Regions from separate parts of the Homo sapiens genome. Here region 2 is linked to region 1. Evidence: read pairs that join two places in POLR2A ChIA-PET (ENCODE). Cell type or tissue: IMR-90. All regions are shown on one strand.

The links. Peaks named below come from ENCODE experiments on the same cell type or tissue, not always from the same donor. Only the 100,000 strongest peaks of a DNase experiment are listed, where the experiment ranks them.
Region 2: POLR2A ChIA-PET joins it to region 1 with 16 read pairs; 2 of 35 experiments call an interaction of 5 or more read pairs at or near these places.

What each region holds. Positions count from the first base shown.
Region 1 is chr10:75,403,511-75,406,010 of GRCh38, reverse strand. The region is part of intron 1 of ZNF503-AS2 (ZNF503 antisense RNA 2); the gene reads right to left. Among named protein-coding and RNA genes, the nearest start is that of ZNF503, 3.0 kb to the right of the region's middle. RefSeq lists enhancers at 1-542, 130-1,205, 543-1,283. In IMR-90, no CTCF peak of the experiment used is centred here; no DNase peak of the experiment used is centred here; H3K4me3 peaks cover 765 bases; H3K27ac peaks cover 527 bases; H3K27me3 peaks cover 292 bases.
Region 2 is chr10:76,903,781-76,906,280 of GRCh38, reverse strand. All of the region lies in intron 25 of KCNMA1 (potassium calcium-activated channel subfamily M alpha 1), which reads left to right. All of the region lies in intron 2 of KCNMA1-AS1 (KCNMA1 antisense RNA 1), which reads right to left. Among named protein-coding and RNA genes, the nearest start is that of KCNMA1-AS1, 17 kb to the right of the region's middle. In IMR-90, no CTCF peak of the experiment used is centred here; no DNase peak of the experiment used is centred here.

The DNA of each region.
Region 1 (2,500 bases):
TTCTCAGAGCCCCTGCTCGGAAAGAGATTATAGAGGACTTTGCCATGAGTTTCTGGGAACTGCACACTCCTGGGGCAACCCGGGAGAAATAACCCGGGCCCTGAGAACATCCTACTCCAGGCAGTGTGGCTGCGCAAGAAAGGTTTATACGGCACACCAAGAAGAGAGAGCCAGAATGGGAAATACTCCCTGGCAAGTAAAAAAAAGGGAAAAGGAAAAGGAAATGAAGGAAAAAGATGGGGGAGCCCAGAAAGACGCGGGAGAGAAAACAAAAAGAAGGGAGGAAGAAAATAAATGAGAGCCGAGGAGAGCGCAGGCCGTGGCGAGACCCCGGGCCGGGCCGCGGCTCCTGCACGCCAGGCTTCTCCCCTGCCCCGAGCAGCGGCGAGGGCCGCGCGGGACTGTCCCCTACTGGCCCCGCGAATCTGGGCCTTGCTCCCAGTCAGGTGGGGCGGACCTGGGTGCAGAGGCCTCCGCGCGCGCTTTCTCTCCCCGCTCCCAGGGACCGCGAGGCGGGGCAGGACAGGGGTGGGGAGGCCCCCGGGGGCGCGCGCCAGTCCGGGACTGTTTGGGTGCTCTGGGCCAGGCTTTCCAGCTCGCCGGGCCTGACCTGTCAGGCGGATTATCTTCGAGGGAGATTAATAGGGGAGGCGGGCTGCAATAATAATCGTTTTGTTTGATGTGACAACTCTGATAGGCGTTGATTTACTTACAAACTGATAGGCTTTTAATTGAGCGCCTCCGCCGAGCCCGAGATGAAAGGGAAGCGGCGGTGAAAGGCGGCCCGCCTGCCCTCCGGCCTCAATACTGATTAGCCATCTCGACAGTGAATAGTTCAAGGCATTTTCAAACTTTTTTCCTCAGCTCTTTCCCCTTCCTTCTCCTCCTCCCACCCCCTCCTCCAATATCTGCCTTGCCCACTCCTTTTTTAGAGAAAACAAATCATTTCCATTGTTTGCAAATAAAATCCGCAGGACATCCACGCCAACTGCTGCTGGGGGTTGGAGGCTTTAGGCCTGGCGCAGAGTAATTAATGGCCCCCACTCCCGGGCCCGCGCCGGCCTTCGGGGGTTTGGCCTCCTGCGCGAGGTGCGCAGGCTCGGACGCTGGCGCCTCCCAAAAGCCCCGGGCGCGCAGGCCCCCAGGCGCCCCCATGCGCTCGGACCCTCGGAGTGGAGTTTTGAGAAAAGCGAACGCACGCTGACCACGACCCGCACCCACGCAGCACAGCGCAGCCCCACGAGCGTGTGTGGCCACACCGGGGGACGCAGGAGCCACTCCACGGCCCCCCCAGGCTTCAGGTGCTGAGGCTGCCTCCCCTGAGCCGCCGGCGTAATAAGCTGCTGGAATTAGAGGAGAGGGGGAAGAGCTGAGTCTGGAGGCTGGGGAGGGACGCCCTTGGCTGCGTCCCCCCCGGCCCTGTCGCAGGCCCCAGAATTTCAGTGCCCGGGCCTCGCGGGGAGGCCGCGGCGATAGCGGCCCAAAGGTGGGCTCGCGGCGTTAGGAGCACTACCATTGGTTGGGTCGACACCTAGACGGCCGCGCACTCAGTAACCAGGCACACATGGACACACCCGAAGGATAAGAGTGCTTCACAGACGCGCTGCCCCGCAGAGACAGCGTAGGACTGTCCCGCCCTCCGAAACGCGCACCTGGGACTTGCTCCCCGGAGACCAGACAACCGCCTCCCTCAGCGTGGGGCCTCGCCACCCGCTCGCCGACTCACCTCCCTCAGATGTCGCACGGACACTACAAACCCCCTTGAATGCAGGTGTGCTCTTACACGCTCACACTGACAAACACCAGCCCCAAGCACACACCGCCTCACTCCCCTCTTCTCTCCAAATGAGCTTCAGTCAAGTTACCATTTCATAAAGTTTACCAACCCAAAGAATCAAGGGATAAAATCCAAACGCAGAAAAAGAATGCCTAGGAGCAAATTCTAAAACTCACCCCGGAAAGTTCTCGGTACCCGTGCGGAGTGGGAGACAGAGAAAGAAGCCGGGGAGGGGAGTCAGGTGGGGGAGGGGAGTGAGATGGGCCAAGAGGAGAGGGCGAGCATACCAAGGGCAGTTCCAGACCCGACCCCCGCGCGCACCCGGCTCAGCCCCAGGTGCGCGCCGGTCGAAACCGGGTCTCCAGGCTCGGCCCCCGCCCCCCACGCGGGCACAGACTGGCTCCCGACTCCCAGAGCTCCCAGCCCCACCATTTATCAAAAGGACTTGACAACAAAAGAAGAGCCGGGGCGGAAAAGCGGAGGAGGGGAGATTCAAAGTCTTCTAAGTCGTTCCGAGGAAGGGGGTGTGTCCTCCTCCCCACCCCCTCTAATTTCTGCGAGTTCCTGGAGGAGACCCTCGAACCCGCTCCGGACGCTATCAGAGCCCCGATAACTCACGCAGCGCCACAGGCATGCATACACACTGGGCATCCAGGTCCAGGTACCCGGTGGCACGCACAGCGCCTCCCCTTTTCTTCCCAAACAACCCGAGTGACGGTGCAA
Region 2 (2,500 bases), 1.5 Mb before region 1:
AAGGAATCCTCTCTGTTTTTAGGGATGAGACTCACATATGAGTATTCAGATTTCTTTTTCATCCAGCTATCACTTTCTCCCAACCCCAGCCCCAACTTAAGCTCCACTTGGACCCTGAAAAGTGAATACTGGACATGGACTCAAGCGCCAGATGGCTTAGATCTGGATTCCAGAACTGCTGTTTACTGGCTGGGTAACCTTAACCTCCCTGTGCCTCAGTTTTCTCATCTTTAAAATGAAGATAGTAATAGTACCTATGTCACAGGGTTGCAGAGATGAGTAAATGGGTAAAGGTTGTAAAGCGATTAGAGCGGTGCTTAGCACTTGACAAGCTCTGTATGTATTTATTGTTGCTAGTGTTTTTAATCAATACATTTATTGGGCACTTACTGGACACCAGGCATGATTCCCCATGCTGCGGATTCAGTTGTAAAAAAGAAGGATGAAGACCTTGCCTTCATGTTATTTAAACTTTCATTCTAGTGGGTTAAGAGTAAATAGGTAAGTGAATAAATGAATAGTGTCACATAAGGATAATTGATTTGAAGAACATGAAATAGCTTGAATGGGTGTGGAGACCTGTTTTACCCTCAGTGGTCAGAGTAAAATTATCCTAGGAGGTAACATTGAAGCTGACACTGAAAAAAACAGAGGGAGAGAACACTATAAAGGCCAAAGCTGCACAGTGGTGACAAGCTGGGTTTGGTTTGTTGGAGGAAGCAGTTGGAGGCCATTATGGTTGGAATGTGGTAGACAGGAAGGCAATCAAGAAGGCAAGGCCGCTGGCCACACTGAGTATTCCGAGTACAATAGACCACATCTGGCCAAGTTCTAAGTCTGGAATGAGACACTTCAGACTTGGCGAGAGGATCCTCCTTCTTCTGAAAGCCACCAGCTTCCTCCTAATGCCACTGTTTCTGGATACGCTGGCTAGGACAGTGAGCTCATCACTGAGTTGATTCCTGAAGCGCAACCCTTGATTATTTTTTTGTCCAACACCCCATCCTCATGCACTCATTTTAGAAGAAGAAATAGCACAATATATTGGCATAGTACTTGGCTTGATATCTTGTTTCTAATAAAAGATCTGTAATAGAAGTCTCGAAATGTCACATTGCAGTCTACATCTACCCCACAGACAACTTCTGCATTTATCAAGTTTTTATTTTTAAATTGAATTTGTTGCCAATATTTTAAAATAAGATTTTATATAAAATCGGGGTTCCTGCCTTCTTTAAATTAGAGTCAGAAGGCAGAGTCCCAGATTCCCGTAAAGCAGCTATTGGCTTGAGCTGAGCAGCTGCTCCCTTTAGCCACAGTCCACACTACTCTCTATTGTATCCCACCAGGCCTGCTTCATTCATGTCCCTTCCCTGCTTGGTTCATCCCACTGTCCTGGCCTTACCAGCCTCCTGCGTTTTGCTTCTAATCTTATGTGTCTGCATTGCAATGTCTGTGGTCAGACAGCATCCTTGGCCTTCCGGTCACTTGCTTGTCCTCTGAGTTAGGAGGTTGTGCACATGATGTCCATTTTCCTTGAGCCTTGGACCTTTCCTAAACAGATACCAATCACACTGAACCATCGTTATTGAAGGAGCAGTGAGGAGCCACCTCCTTCTGAGGAGAAAAAGGGGAACCCTACTACAAGAGCTAATGAGTTCCAATGCACACAAGTTGGGAGTGTTGTCGTTTTTTTTTTAGAAAACAAGATTTAATGAAGCTTTAGGTTTGCAGGGCCTACCTAATCTGGAAAAATAAAGAAAAAGCATATTATAACAGTGTTAAGAGAAAGAGCAGAGAAAAGCAGAGGCCCCTTTTGCTAGTGTACGATACATCTGAGAAGCGTGAATGCCAGCCTATGGAGAGACCCATGCGCAGGATCCCCCAGGAGCTAGAGAGAAATTTCAATGTGAGCCAGTTAAGGCAGGTGTGTCTTTGCTCTGCCCACTGCACCACAATGCCCAGGGCAGGAGTTTGCATGTCCAGTGCATTCATATTTTCAGAACAAAGGCAGTGACTTGGAGGAGGGAAACTGGGCCATGAATTAGGACTTGTAGCTTCTGGTCCTGGCTCACCGGCAGCCCTTGCACATTTTTTCTACTGTTAAATGGGAATGATGTTACTCCTTATGACTTTCTGCTAATTGGAGAATGGCAAAGGCATATAAAAATCTTTCACAGAGCAGATACGTATTTCTTAAGATCACATGTAATTACAAAGAAGCAGATTTTTTTGGTATATATGCATGTACATATATGTATATATATTTATGTGTTTGTGTGCACTTATCCTCTCTCTTTCTCTCTTTCATGAACACACATCTTAGATAATATTTGGGAGCTTAGTGGGTAGATGAGTTGGGGTACCCAGAAGATATGATTCCATGTTCTCATCTTTAATATCAGAGAGCTGGCCTGTTTGCCAGAAACGAAGTTATATCAGTAAGACTGGAGGGTGTGACCGTCTGGAATGTGGGTTCACATGATTTACTGTCTTTCCT